Linked DNA regions of Mus musculus: region 2 is linked to region 1. Evidence: chromatin loops called from intact Hi-C (ENCODE). Cell type or tissue: left cerebral cortex. All regions are shown on one strand.

Region 1 (8,000 bases):
ATAAGTCTCAGCTTCTCCAGCTTTTCATCATTCTCTTAAGGGACAATTTTAGAAGTCTCAATCCTCACATCTATCCACAGTTTTAACAGCCAGAAATACTGCTGTGATGATTTGAATAAGGGTCCCCATATGCTCATCATACACTTGAAAGCTTATTTACCAGCAAGTGGTACTGTTTGATAAGAGTTAGGAGGGATGGCCTTGTGGGAAAAGTATGTCATTGTTAGTGAGCACTGAGGTTTCAAAAGCCATGCCAGGCCCAGGCTCTCTTGCCTATGGGTAAGGACATAAATATCTCAGATACTGACTCATCTGTCTTACTTTAAAGATATGGTGATACTTTAGAGATACCACCATGCTCTCTGCCATGATGGTAATGGGCTAAGCCTTTGAAACCCTAAGCAAGCCCTCAATACAATGCTTCCTTTTATAAGCCGCTTCCTTGGTCATGGTATCTCTTCACAGCAATGAAACTGTGACTGAGACAAATGTGCAGCCACTTATGTACCATACACTCATGTTTTAAATGTAAAAAGAGGAACACATTTTTCTTCAGGAACAAATTTTCACCAAGAACGCATAGATGAAGAACTGAATGGCTGATGGTGTGATGAACATTCATGTTCATCTCTAGTTGGAAGAACTGTATTTTAGCACTTAGGTATCCAGCTTCTTTTCAAAATGTCCACCTATTGTATTGCATGGAGATCAATTTTCTGTGTCACAGGCCCTGCTTCCAGCTAAGGGCTGAGCCTATTTACACAGCACTTTGAGGCCATGAACCAAAGAAATGCTAAAAGAGGAAAGAGGATTGCTGTATGACCTTTAGATATACATCAAAACATTAAAAACTTGTAGTTACGGGGCTGGTGAAATGGCTCAGCAGGTAAGAGCACCTGACTGCTCTTCTGAAGGTCCTGAGTTCAAATCCCCGCAACCACATGGTGGCACACAACCATCCGTAACGAGATCTGACTCCCTCTTCTGGTTTGTCTGAAGACAGCTACAGTGTACTTACATATAATAAAATAATAATAATAATAATAATAATAATAATAATAACTTGTAGTTACAAATGGACAGGAAAATTAAAATTAAAGTCTTGCCTAAAAGTTGTCTGAACAGCATTTGTTTTGTTAGTAACAATGAACATGAACCTTTCTGACCATTGCAATGTTGTGAAGCTATCTATTTACAATAAGCAGCCTGCAATGTTAAGTTTTTACCATAACTTTGTCTAGGACCATCTTCTTGCTCATCCCAGCCACTTCTCTTGGCAATGTGGTAAGTTTCCATCATCAGGATCCTCTGATGCACATCTGTCTGCAGAACAGCAATGGTAATCAACACTCTGGACTAGTGGAGATGTCTACAATTCCATTTACGACTGATCCAAATTTCACTTCCAGAAATGTCACTGTTTATTTCTTTGCCCCGTTTTCATCTTTGCTGGTCAATATTTGGATGATCATCTTTGTAAAATATCATATGGGTGACAGGAAGATAACAGGCCATATGCTTTTCCACCATGTTTATTATGGATTATCTCATCTCTCCTCCTACAAACTCTCTCTGCTCATATAGCCACTTGCGGTTGCAGTGGCACTCAGCACCACATTTGGTAGAGCTATAAGTAGGGCAGGCATAGAAACATCCCAAGCAGTCCATGTCCAGGCAGTCACAGGGGTTCATGCCACTGAAGATCAGTAGGCCCTGGCAGTCATACACAGTACTCTTTGCTGGAATAATTTGTCTGTTAGAAGCAGTGCATGAATTTTTGGTGAGCTTTCTTTTCTCACTTTTACCACTTTTCAAAGCAAATTCAGTTTGCTTTCCTGGGTTTGTAAACTGTAGTGACCTCAGAGCTTTAGCAGTCCTTCCATCTGACTCGGGTTTCCATCTCTGGCGGTCATCTGAATCAACATCCACACTTCCATTGGTAATCTGGGTACATTTTGGACAAAGCTTTCAACCAGGTACGAATTGTCCCCCAAACTTTGTGCTCATAAAAGTGACATCATCTAAGTCAGTTACATGCAGATTCTTTTGAGCTAGCTTCTTGTGTAAGTTAAATGAGTCACAAGTAATTTCTGCAACTCTTCAAATCTGTCAATATACATTTTTACATGATGGAGACAAATTGTATTATTCCCAGAATGTATCATTCCAGTTCTAAGCTGAAGTGAAAACATGTCATTTTTGATGACAACTTTTTCAATGTCTTGAGTATAAAAGGCTTTATGGCAGTCATGTGTGGTACAAAGCTGGACTCCAACTGAACACAGATCCATTGTCCTTGAATCTATCAATTTTCCCGTTTTATTTTGTCTAGAAATCTCTTTGATAGGTTAACCCTCTCAGCACCTGGGAGGCTGAATGATCAGAAACTCAAGATCATCCTCAGCTACTTCCCTGGAGGCCAGTCTGAGCTAGAAAAGTCGTACGGCCCAGCCGACTTGAGCTGCCACGGGTTCTCCATTGGGCTCCGGAAGCACCATGTCTTTAAAGTAAGTTTTTAATCACATACATTTGTGGCATATGTTCGTGACCCATGTGCACATCGCAGAACATGTTTGGAGGTCAGAGGAAAACTAGGAGTCAATTCTGTCCTACCACTTGGGTCTTAGGGATCTAGTTCTGGTCTTGAGGCTTGGCAGTAAGCATGTTTACTCACTGAGCCATCCTGGTTCCCCTTTGATGTTTTGTTTTGTTTTAACATCTATAAGTATAAATACTTTGTTTGAATAATGAAAATTAATTTATCAGTTATTTTAGCAATTCTACAGTTATTTCTCAGTGGTAGAATTGCTCATTTTGATATCATATTCTTGTATTTTCAATTTACACACTATAAGAAATTATTTACTGAATGTAAATTTTTATCAGTAAAAAACTATGGATGCTAAATGGTAAGCTTACCTAAACAACTCATCTAATAATCCCATTAATGATGTTGTGACACTGATATGCAATGTTGGAACTGGCCATAAAAAGTTTTTAGAGTGCTTCATCCATTTCTTATTATTTATGATTAATTTCTATGGTCGATTATAGTAGCTATCCATAGCTAAAGTGAAAACTGATACCACCTTTTAGAAATCAATTGGCAATATATAGTCTTTTTAAAATTTAGAAGTATTTAAAAGGCTTATGCCCTTCACACAGTATTAGCTACTTTCAAAGTGGAGAGGGGAGCAATCTGCAGTAAATTGACTACTGACTTGGGCACAATTAAATTGGTGAGATTATATAGGAGAGAGTGGAAAATGACATAATTCAACATATTCCATCTTTTGAAAGACCCACAACATGAGGACTCCCCCATGTTCTGACTCAGGAGAGGCGACACCCCAAATCACTCACCAGAAACTGTCTCGCTGCAAACTGCAAGAGGACTTTTAATTCAAGAGTGCTCACAGTCATACACCATGCAGGGGTAGAAGACCATGGCGCCCTGAGTAGCTGGGTAAAGGGGTATTTAAAGGAAGAAACCACAACTCAAGGAGGTGGGGAGGGCATTGTTGGAAAATACCAAAAATACCAGTTAAGAGTCACAAAGAAGTGCAGTCACAAGAGTCACAAGGAATACCTGGTAATTGTGGGGATTATTTCTCAAGACAGTTTCTAAGAGCCCCTAACAATAGCACATTTGCATAGCGGGTTCCAGCAATGGTCAGGGTGGGTCAGGGTGACTTTCTTTGAATGAACACTCCTTGAACCCAGGAAGCTGGTGGGTGGAGGAATATTGCTGTTTTATGATTAGCATCCCTTGGAGCATTGAGTCATAGAGGTCACATTCTCAAGCCTGGGCCTAAAGGCCTAGAATTTTGCTTTTACGTTATATTTTTTCACATTCATAACAATGACTATAAATGACTTAACAATGGCATAAAATGAAAATTCTATTAGCTTAAATAAATACATTATATTTTTTGTTGTAACACATAAGTTTGATATTTCTAGGCATAAAAAGAGATACAGAAAATGAGAATACTTTTATTATTGGGATTAGGAAGGTTGTGAATAGATCTTCATTAATAAACTTGGGATTATTGGTAAATTACAACTACTTTCCGTCATCAAAACAGTCTGCTATTTCAAAAGCATCATATAGAAAGCATGTGCTGAGGACCATACTGTTTGCAAGTTGCCTATTAATGTAATAATGTGTTTTGCACACTAAAAATGTCACAAGACCTACTGAAAGATTGAATGTAGGTTACGTGATGACTAACGTGAAATTTCAATTTAGAATTGTGATTGACTCTAGGACTGCACTCAAAACATAATTTTGCTCATTCTAAAGTCCTGTCTTTGTAAGACGACTTAACCTCAATTTTTGGTAACTGACGCAGTTCTAGAGGAGCATAAGAGCATAGGTTCTGACGCTGCATAAACCTGGACCGAGGGACCGGGAAAAGGGGCGGACCTCACCCCTCAATTACCCTCTGGCAAGCGACCGCGGCTGCGCAGTGAACTCGGCGTGCCGCGCAACACAAAGCACGCCGGGAGAATGCGGGGTGGAACACAAAGAGATCGCCGCTCGCCGAGTCTTCCGCTTCCTCCCCTGGTGTCTCATCTATAACTGTCCGGATCCACCCGACTGTGCTCACCTGTGGCAGTCCGGTAGGAAATCTGTCCACCGCCCGACGCTGGCCCGTCTTCCGGTCTCTTCTGCGCCTGTGCAACCGGAACGTTCGGGAAAATTCCTGAAGCAGTACCGGCGGCTTCCGGAAGCTAGCTGCGGCCTGAACAGTAGTGCTGGTGATTGCTGCGGTGATTCACTTCTAGTCCCGGGTGGTGTGGATTTCGCCGAGAAGACGGAATGGCGCTCTTGTGTTACAACCGCGGCTGTGGCCAGCGTTTCGACCCAGAGGCCAACTCGGACGGTAAGGAGGACCGTGGCCGGCAGCTTTCTCCAGGCCTCCCTCTCCGGACCCTTGGCCTCCTTCACCTGGCTTCACCTCTTGCGGTCCCCCGGAGCCTCCCAGCTCTCTCACCCTCTCTGGGAGCGCAGGGCCGGGCGCTTCGGTGTCCCCGGCGCCCCTCATTCCTCAGTGGGCATCCCCTGCACTTGCTCAATTCTAGGCTATCCAGACCCGGTTTACACTGTCACCGCCGTGATTCCTGGGCCTAAGAGGTATAAAGAGGTGCACACTATTAGACTTCTTGTTGCGTTTGAGTACTAGTGGAAAGCGTGTTGTCACTTGTCAAATTACTTGCTTTTTAAAAAACCGTGCTGGGCTCCGGAAATGACTGTTACACATCCGTTCCACAATAACGTTTTCGGCATACTTTTACTGGGGCCTGCAGTTTTAAACTACGCTATTCCAGCATAAAATGATCCCCAAGTGCTGTTCCAAAAGCCAGTGTGGTCAAATTTGGAATGCACAATGAAAGCAAGCACCTATGCTGGGTGAAACCAGAGGTGTGAATGAATCTCATTATTGAGTGGAGTATTTATGCAGATAACTGGGCTATTGCAGGAATAAACAACACTTACCTCCGATTCATCTAGTATGTATAGTATGGTCTTTATATCCATTCATATATACTCATTATATAACTGAACCACACTGAAGTATTTCATCACAGACTGGAACACCACGTGTTAATAACACAGTTCAGCTTTGTAAAAGAGGTTAAGACCAGTTCCTTAGATAATGATCTTGGTACACAAGTAAACTGGTAGCTTCTTTCAAAATGAGACTGGGACAGGATTTAAAGGGAAAGATGCAGCGAAGCCAGTGTATGAACACACGTTTAACTGTCATGATATGTACATATTCTACTTCAGTACTGAATACATTGATGCATTGTAGCCTGAGGCAATATTTTTAGGGTACTAAATTCCTGACCAAAGTTCAGGAGAGATACCAGCTTGTTGTTGGAAGTTTATCTGTCTTTGTGTGTGTGAAATGGAACCATAGGCTAGGAAAGCCACGAAAAAATAGACAGTCATCAATTTGGGGCACATACATCAAGGGAACACCAGTCAGCCGACCAAATGGGGAAGTGTTTTAGAAAGTAGGGATGAATGCCAAGTAAATTGGTTGAATGAGTGGCAGTTGATAACACTGGATTTAGGAGAAAGCTTTTTAGAATGGGAATCATTTGACTTTACACATTAAAATTACAAATTAAAAGATTAGTGCAGAATATACCAATATTTCTGGTTTTCAAGGAGTACAGTGATAGATGTTTCACTTGTAAGAAGCTGCCAGTCTATATCCAGTCCTCCTGCTCTTAGTGATATGGTATATGTTCCATGCTTATTGTACTTTAAATTCAATTTTAAATGGTTCCCTCTCTACTGCATATCTTTGTGCATACAGGTTTCCATTCTGAACTTCTATATTCTAACTCATTGTACGTAATTAATAGCCTCTTTTTGTTCCATTGCATTAACTACTATTTTGTATACATAGCAGTTACTAAGACTGTAATATTAACTTAGTAGCAGAGGGTAGACAGATCTCACGGCAACACTAGGAATTGAATAGTAGGGAATTAAATTTGGAAGGTTGAGTGAGTTAAGACATTTACAGAAGAATGAAACCTCCTTTCTCTACCCTCATGCCACTGTTGTCAGGAAATAAGTGTGTCTGTTATCTGGTTGTTTTAAACAAAACACTCCACATGCTGGTGGTAATAAATGTATTTTGTATAAGAACAAAATAAATTAAAACTTTTATTCTGTAATGAGGAGAGAGACAGGAAATATAAAATAATAGCACTAATGAAGAAGACTGTAGAAATCTATGATTTGTATCTAGGAATTGGTTAAAATGCTAATTTAGTAATTAGATATTACGGCAGTTACTAAAATGTTGAGGTGGTTTTTTTGGTGGTGGTGGTGGTGGTGAGTTTTTTTTTTTTGTTTGTTTGTTTTGTTTTGTTTTTCCCAAACTCTTTATTAGAGAATTTCTTGGGAAACTTGTGTGGATAGGTTTATAAGTATACTTCAGTTTGCTATTTTCATGAAAAGATAGGGCCAAACAGAAGATGGGGAGGAGTGCTGAGCCTGCTGTCAGCTAGTTACAAACTGGCACAGAGTGGGGAGGGCCTTGGTCCCTTGGGCTAAGCGGAGGGTCTGCTGGCAGTCGGCTGCTGCAGGGGAAGGGGTTGCTTTGCTTCAGGGGCGTGGCTCGCCAGCTGAATATGCATTCAGGCAGCACTAACTGGTTCTAGTGGAGGTAAAGTTCAGGACGAATGAGGTGGGTGGTGGGTGTAGGTAGCATAGCAGGTAAGACTGCTGGCTCTTACTGACATACATTGTATACATGTATGAGATTTTTAGAGAATAAAAAATAATATTGCCAGAATCACTGGAATATAAAGTTTTATTAATAGACAAATTTTACTACAAAAAAATGAAAGAATATAGAGCAGTGGTAGTACTACCAAAATTGCAGTTATGAAGTAGCAACCAAAATACTTTTATAGTTGGTAGTCACCACAACATGAGGGTCACAGCATTAGGAAGGGTAAGACCCCGATACAGAGTATTTCTGAACATTACCCTTTAACAGTACTGGATTAGTTTTGTCCATGTTTCATATTCCTAGAGATTTAACGTAATGTTTTTAATACAAGGAACTAATAAAGTTTTAAGGAATTTGCCCGAATTTGGACAAAGATTGAAGCCCCAACGCCTGAAGGAAGAGGTGATATAGACACTTCTGTTTGTAAGCAGTTGTGTGATTTTCCTTTCCTGTGTTTGAACAGATGCTTGCACATACCACCCAGGTGTTCCTGTCTTTCATGATGCCCTAAAGGTAGGTACAAGATACCTTTTCAATTTCTTTGTATTTGTATAATAACTTTAAAGATGTAATAAAACCTTTTTTTTTTTTCTTCCACAGCTTGTTAGTTTTTCTTTCTTAATGACCATTTTGGGGTACTTTAAGCAGATTGTCTAAAGACAGAGACAGTTGACAGTGATGTTTTCCAGTTATAAAGTTATTTTATTTATATTCCATCCTACTTTCCTAATGATT
Region 2 (8,000 bases), 1.3 Mb after region 1:
AATGACTGTTGACTTATGGGTTTGTGGGGCTCATAACAGTAGGAGCGGGTGAATCTCTGACTCTTGTCTGCACTTGGTACTTTTTTCCTTCTATTGTGTTGTCTTTTCCAACCTCCTTCTAAGCACTTTTGCCTTATCTTATTGTACCTTTTTCATCCTGTTTGGCTGCTTCTGTATAACCCTGGCTGTCCTGGAACTCACTTTGTAGACCAGGCTGGCCTCGAACTCAGAAATCTGCCTGCCTCTGCCTCCCAAATGCTGGGATTATAGGCGTGTGCCACCACCGCCCGGCCCGCACTAGCACATCTTGCAGGCAGGTCATTATTGTACATCAAAGGGCTTGGCTGGTGTTTCCCTTTCTCCTTTAGTAGTGTGCAGGCTACCTACCAGCCACAAGAGCACTAGTCAATAGGGATGAAGTCTCTAGGTAGGTACTGGTTTGACATTTCTGTGTTCAATGAATTGTGTAGGTGTTGTCTTCAGCAATTGGACCTTACCATTAACACCCACCAATAACCTTGACAATAACCTTGGTTGTTTAGGGGTTCCCATGGGCCCCTATGGCCAAGAACAAGATTAAATGTAACCTATACACAAAAATGGAGGCTTGATTTGATGATGAAAGATATCTCATTGGGCCTCTATCTTTTGTTTTTATGGCAATTTCATTTACATGGCATATATATATATATATATATATATATGGAAGCCTTTACTATATTAGGTTTCCATATGTTCCTTCAAATGGCCCTTGGTTTTAGCTGTACTTCTCTGTTTTTCCATGCTCACTTTATTCCCCTCTCTGAGTTTGAATCTCCTATTCCAATCCGCCCCCCCTCATCCATGTACAACAGTGTATCTATCTCCTAGGGAGATCCATCTCTCCTTGCTTGACCCTTACTGTATACCTATTCCCTGTGATCATATGAATTGTAGTCTGCTGGCATCCATATATAAGGGAATAAGTAATACATTTGGTTTTGGGGTTTGGGTTGCCTCACGTAGGATGATTTGCTCTAGCTCATTCATTTGCCTGTAAAATAATGAATGCATATTATTAAACAGTGGAGTAGTATCCCATAGTGTAAATGTACCACATTTTCTTTATCCATTCTTCTATCAAGGGACATTTATGCTATTTTTCAACTTCTGGATATTATGAATAGAGCATCAATAAATATGAATATAGTAGGATAAAGAATCTTTTGGGTATATGTGCAAGTGTGTTATAGCTAGGTCTTGAGCTAGCTCAATTCTCATCTTTCTGAGGAAATGGTACATTGAATTTCCACAATGGCTGTACAAGTTAGCATTGGGACCAGAAGTGCAGGAGTGATCACCATACTCCACAGTTTTTATATTATAAACTTTGATTTGTTTCGTTGACCTTAGCTATTCAGACAGGTGTAAGATGAAATTTCAAAATAGTTTTGATTTGCATTTCTCAGATTACTAAGGATGTTAAACATTGCTTTTTAATTTTTTCAGCCATTCATTCTTCCTTGTTTTTTAAATTCTCTGTTTAGAATTACTTTGCCCACACTTTAATTGGGTATATAAGTTCTTGATGTTCAGAGTTTTCTCATTTCTAGTTTTATTTACTTATATAGTTCATAGATGAGCCCACCATTGGATGTTTAAATAGCTAAATGATTTCCCATTCTATAATCTTCAACTTTCTCCAAATTATGTTCCTTTGCAATACAGAGGCTTTTCAGTTTCATGAGGTTCATTTATTAGTTGTTCTTATTGCTTGTGCTATGGTTGTTCTGTTCAGAAGTCTTCTCCCATATCAATGAATTCAAGAATACCCTCCACTTTCTCTTCTGTCAGAGTCAGTGCATATGGACTTATATGCAGATCTTTAGTCTATTTGAAGTCAAGTTTTACACGTGGTTATATGTATGGATCTATTTGGCTTGTTCTACATACAGTCATCAAGTTTGACTAGCACCTTTGATGTGTCTTTTATCCAATGTGTATTTCTTTTTTCCTTATAAAAAGTCAGTTTTCCATAGTAGTGTGGACTTATGTCTGAGTCTTGAGTTACATCCATCAATGTGGCTGGTTTTGTGCCAATTTCATGCTGTTTATTACGAGAGCTCTGTAGTATAATTGGAGTTTAGTTGTCATGATACCAGCAGTTCTTTTACCATTCAGGGTTGTTTTAGCTGTAACAAATTGTGTGTGTGTGTGTGTGTGTGTGTGTGTGTGTGTGTGTGTGTGTGTGTGTTTAAATGAAGCTGAAAATTGTCCTTTCAAATTTTGTGAAGAATTTGTTTAAAATTTGATGTGAATTTTACATTGAATCTAAAGTTTGCTTTTGGTAGGACCATTATTTTTACACAGTTCTATTTGTTACTTACCTTATTGTTGTGACAACATAAATAACAAGAAGTAACTTAAAATTAAAGAGTTATTTGGGCTTATAGTTTGAGAGGATTCAGTCCATTCTGGTTGGGAAATCCTGGCAGTAGGGGATAAAGCAGCTTGTCATATTGCATCTGCTGTTAAGAAGCACTGAGCAAATGGAACCGGAATCAGACTCTCAAACCTCAAGACCTACCCACTCTAGTGACTCTATCAAAGTTCCAGTTCCTAAAGGTTACACAGATTGCATAAACAGATGTCCCTGTATTGGTCAGCTACATAAGCTTGTGGCTACAATTTTACCTTCAAACAGCAACAGAGTTACAGCAAGAGCCTGGAAATCATTGCTGTATGTCTCAGATGCTACCTGGTAACATTTTTGACTCTCAGTGTGGTAGATGCTAGTGTTAAATTGACCCATTCAAGGTAAAATGAGTAATATTTTGTGAATTAGTGAATGCAGGTTGACAAATAGAAGTATAAAAATGTTGACTGCTACTATCTGAAATTTCCCTACTGCCAAAAAAAAAGAAAGAAAGAAAGAAAGAAAGAAAGAAAGAAAGAAAGAAAGAAAGAAAGAAAAGAAAGGAAAAGAAAAAAAGGAAAAGAAAAGAAAAGAAAGGAAAAAGAGAATACAAATGTATACTAACTTTGAAGATTCTTTAATCTTTAATAGTATCATGATTTTCATGGTCCATGCTGAGAGGATAGGTTGATAATGCAGAAATACTATGGTTATGAGAACTTTATAACTTCATGTGAAGTTCAAATACTATCATAAATCAAATTAACTTAGGCAATTTCCAGTATCCTCAGTTCATTTCATTGCCCATCCCTATATCTGGCTGAACAACCTTTATGAAATTCTTTAACATATATTATTAAGACATGAATAATCTTAATCAATCCTAAAAACTTACAATGCTATAGATAGCAACACAGATACACAGCAGAGTTTTTTGTCCTACTTTTCTGCAAGATATTAATCTATCACCCATCATATTTATTAAATGCCTTGATCTTTCACTCTTTTCATTCTATGACTAATAAAATCCCATGTGTGCAGTTCCTTGGCAAAAATTTGTCTTTTGTCACACCCTCAGTTGGTGTTTCTGGGTCATGGTCTTTGGTATTTGTTTGTGAACAAATTTATCTGCGGCAAGAGTAGTTTTGTGTTGACACCGATTTTGAAACGAACAAGTTGATAAAGCTGCTATATTTGAGGTTAGGTTGGGTGTGTTTTCAGTATTTAAATATGTGTCTAAATATCTTAAGTAAGGCAGTGTAGTTTTGGGGGTATAGGTATGGGTTATGGGTTATAGTGATTGCATACAATATTTAAAGTAGGAAGAGTGACTGCTAACAGGTTCAGGTTGATGATCTTAGAAAGAAGAACAAGCTGAAGGCAGGCCCATAAGATGATGTGGTGCAATTAGAACTTGGAAAAAGCATATATATACATATATACATATATACATATATACATATATACACATATACACATATACACATACACACATACACACATACACACATACACACATACACACATACACACATACACACATACACACATACACACATACACACATACACACATACACACATACACACATACACACATACACACATACACACATACACACATACACACATATATATATTCTACTTGAGCATCCTTGTCAGGGCCGTCCAACTAGAAACTACATTTCCCATAAACCCTTGTCAGGGCCGTCCAACGTAGAAACTACATTTCCCATAAACCATTTCAATCTCATTTAGAAGCAATTAATCGGTTTCGCGAGAGTTCCTAGTTCACCAAGAATGCACGGCTCATTAAGGTTATCAAACTCCATTTCCCAAGATGCACGCCGTGAAGGTTTCACGTTATAAAAGGCTTATGAAGTTTCGCGAGATTTCGAAGACGGACGTGAAGTAGAAGCCATTGCTTCGGGGAGCTAGTGGAAGTCACATGTGCGAAAGGATAGTTGGGGTTTCCCCTGTGTTTGGACCCTCCTGTTCCCCGAAGCGTTCTGAAGCATTCCGGGGCCTTGCGTGAACTTCTAGTTCTTCCGCCTTAGCCGCGGAGACTTCCGCTTCCTGGATTCCACCCTCAGTCTGGTAAGCCCGTGGTTCGTCACTTAACCCGTTAGCTCCAGGAAGCGGAGGGCTGTGGCCGGGATGAGGACAGCAGAAACCTTAGGAGGCGTGCCTTGAGGTCCCCATCCTGGCGACCCAGGAGAGGTTTTAAAATATGTAGACCAGGATGTTCAGGGGTGTCGGAATGACAGTGATTGCTCTTAGCATGGGTTTCCTTCCTAAAACTATCATTGATATGTGCACACCTTTTTCTTTTTGTTATTGTGAAACTTGCCTAATACCTTTTCTATTATGTTAAATCATCAGTTGCTTTATGCGTTTGTTGGCTGACAATCCTCATGTGAATAAATTACTTGTAAACATAGTTGTAATTTAATTTGAAAGTTAATCTAATTAAATACTTTGAACTTTTTCCATAATATTTTTCCAAGCTTTTATATAAAAGCCACAACTTCAATAAACATATAATTAAAGATAATTAAAGATAGCAATAGCTATGTTTTTTGCAGAGGCCAAATTTTTGTTTGTAGTCTACAAGGTGACAATGGTATCCGTAAGTAATAAACATGACTTTAGAAGTTAGTGATGATGGTTACACAATAATGAACATGATAGGTGCCAGGGAAATTGAACACTTAAATTTTAAATAAAATGGCAATTTTTATATTATGAAAAAATATTAAAACGATGACCATTTAGTGAATTTATAAGCTAGATTATGATGGAGATCATTAAAGACTCGTGTGCTCTTGTTATAGTACATATTTTCTCTCCCCTATAGTGAAATATGTGGATTTTGCTGTTCCCCCAATACTATTATGTATTTTAATGAAATCATTTTTCTACTGATCCAAGTATCCCATTGCACCAAGTATCTTAAACTCAAAAGGTAGTCACTTTTCAATAGTGTCACACCTTATATTTTAAAATGAGATGTAAAACCCAGATGCTGCATTTCTCTCTCCAAGGTGTGTTGGGTCTGTATTTTAGTCTTTAGAATATTGACATTTTTATGCCATTAAATTTTATAGTTAATCTGTTTATATAGCTGAGCAATTTGATTTTAAGTGTATTTTCTTTTTTTTTCCTCTCAACCTTTTTTCTACTTGTTTTTTTTTTTTTTTTAATTTTTTATTAGGTATTTTCTTCATTACATTTCAAATGCTGTCCCAAAAGTCCCCTATCCCCCACCTTAGAATTCTGTGGTTCATATTGTTGTTCCTTACCTGTGTTTTCAATAACATTTTCTTCAAGCTGTTATACTTTATGAATTTGAGATCAAGATTATTTCTAAAATATATATTTCTACTAATTTAGTACAGTATTTGGATGTTGTTCATAGGCAGTTCTGTCACCTGACTAAAATAAGTAAATATGCTTCCTTTTAATTATACACATTTGTTATATCCTGGTTTGGATGGAGATTTGAAATATTGGTAGTGAGTTTATCTAGCACAATCATAGATGACCCTGCTTTCCTTCTGACTCTTAAGTAAAATTGGCTTCCCATATGCTGGAATTTTTTCTATTTTTATGTCAAGGAACTTGTCTTTTTCTGGAGGTGTTTTGTTTTTTGTTTGTTGTTTTTAATTTTGTTCATCTGTTTGTTTTTATCGTCCTTTTCTTTTCCTTCTGTATTGCTGTACTCTTCTATTGTGTTTTCTTTTTTTCTGCTCTTTTTTCCCCTGCTGTATTTCAGGTGAATTGAAATATCTTGTGCTTGACCAATATAATGCTGGTATATCGAGTGAATAAGCAAATAATGGAGTTTTTGTTTTTGTTTTTTTTCAAGCATAATGGAATTAGGACAATTGACTTTTCAGTAGTAACTAAGTTTAGAAAGGACACATTTTCCTGACATTAGGAACTTCTTGCTGCGTTTGCTTGTTTGTGTGTGTGTGTGTGTGTGTGTGTGTGTGTGTATGTGTGTGTGTGTTTTACTGTTAAGTTTTCCTTTTCTATTTCAGGCTCATGCCAGCCATCTTCCCAAAACATGTCAGAGGCTTTTTCCCTCTAAATTCTGGAATATTTTGGGTAAGGATATCACTGGACATGTTGGTAGACGCCTACAATTTCAGCACTTAGGAAGTAGATGTAGGAGAATCAGAAGTTCAAGGACAGTGTGTACTGTATGCATGTCTAGTTATAGGCCAACTTGGGATGCATAAGACCCTATCTGATAAGAACTAAAAAGGGGTCCATTAAGATGGCTCAGTGGATGAAATCATTTACAGAGCAGGTGTGACTTACCACTTGAGTACACACGTCAAATCCCATCACTCCTTTAAGGAAAATGGAAGGCTCACACAGTAGAATATGGACGAGAAGCAAGTGTATATGGGGGCGTGCAACTGTTCTAGAAAGCACAACATGGCAGAAATAACAATGACCCTAAACCAACATGGTGGATATACAGACCTCGTTCTCAGTGATTGCAACTTTGGACGGCCCTAGAACTTACTGTATAGACCTGGCTGGCCTCAAACTTAAAGATATCCCTGTCTGTCCCTCCCCACTGCCTCACCATGCTCAGTAAAGTATAGTTTGCCATATGATTATCATATATTATGGCTCCTTTGATATGTGTATTAATATAGAGGTTTCTTTTGACTATCATTCCTCAACATCTTGTTGGAAGTTAATTTCACCTACTAGCCCCTGAGTCATGGCCTAGGTAGCAGAGGTGTATTGAAATATTTATATTGATTTACTGAGAATGCAACTCATGTTGTTTATAGCTAATAATGAAGAGAGAAATGGATCTAAATAGTAGTGGAATTGCAGAAGCAGTAATATATATTGCTTTGTATATGTTTGTATCCTGAGTTGAAATAAGGCCTACAAGGGCAAGCTCAATTAAAATGCTGCTTTCCTTGTAATAGTTGCAATTACATATGAATGCCCTGCCTGTCACTATGTTGTGAAGTCATATATGGAAATAAAGTTGAACATTGGAAGAATTCTAACACAGAAAAGGTGTTCCCAATAGACACTTTGGTCACACAAAACCAAATTTGAATCATAAACTTGACAACTGAGGCATAACTTCTGCCCTTGTGAGAAGGAAGGCAGGGACTAGCATAAGTTCTACTGTGTTCCAGGTGCCAGTTCAGGGAAGCCCTTCTTAGGGCCAACACATGATACCTCCTTGTCTCTTTGGGTTAAGCACTCTAGTGCCTAGTGCAAGGAACCTAAGTAGTTGAACTTAATGTCCTCTTCATTCTGTGCTCTCCAGCTGGAATAGTAGCGACTTCTCCTTGCTGGCCAGTTGTTTTTCCATAGTCTGAATCCTAATGAGGAGAAGAATGTTTCTGAATACTAGGGGTATTGAGGAGACAATACGCAGTGGGATAATATTCACTGTGTTTCAAAGGTGAGTGCCGTAGAATCCAACATCTGAAAACTGCATCCCACTTCATCCATGGTGCTGTCCCTCTGATTAACACTGTTTTGTATTGTGTATCTTGCAGAAAACTTCAGAATTAGTATTCTTCATAGCTATTTCTAGATGTGCTTCCCGCAGTTAATCT

The links. A loop is a pair of places that touch in the nucleus more often than their neighbours do. Peaks named below come from ENCODE experiments on the same cell type or tissue, not always from the same donor. Only the 100,000 strongest peaks of a DNase experiment are listed, where the experiment ranks them.
Region 2: it touches region 1 in a loop (6-fold over the local background); 13 of 42 quality-filtered maps call a loop at or near these places.

The regions. Positions count from the first base shown.
Region 1 is chr9:18,287,572-18,295,571 of GRCm38, forward strand. Chordc1 (cysteine and histidine-rich domain (CHORD)-containing, zinc-binding protein 1) reads left to right here and starts at 4,696. Exons shown (of 11, transcript NM_025844.2): 1 at 4,696-4,889; 2 at 7,729-7,778. The coding sequence starts at 4,826. Gm51667 (a long non-coding RNA gene) reads right to left here and starts at 5,694. Exons shown (of 4, transcript XR_003948105.1): 1 at 5,504-5,694; 2 at 4,614-5,133; 3 at 1,227-1,323. It also overlaps the pseudogene Gm7692. In left cerebral cortex, a CTCF peak has its summit at 4,754; a DNase peak (open chromatin) is centred at 4,588; H3K4me3 peaks cover 2,541 bases; H3K27ac peaks cover 1,357 bases.
Region 2 is chr9:19,617,795-19,625,794 of GRCm38, forward strand. It overlaps Zfp317 (zinc finger protein 317), which reads left to right and starts at 4,297. Exons shown (of 9, transcript NM_172918.4): 1 at 4,297-4,491. In left cerebral cortex, no CTCF peak of the experiment used is centred here; a DNase peak (open chromatin) is centred at 4,289; H3K4me3 peaks cover 1,252 bases; H3K27ac peaks cover 629 bases.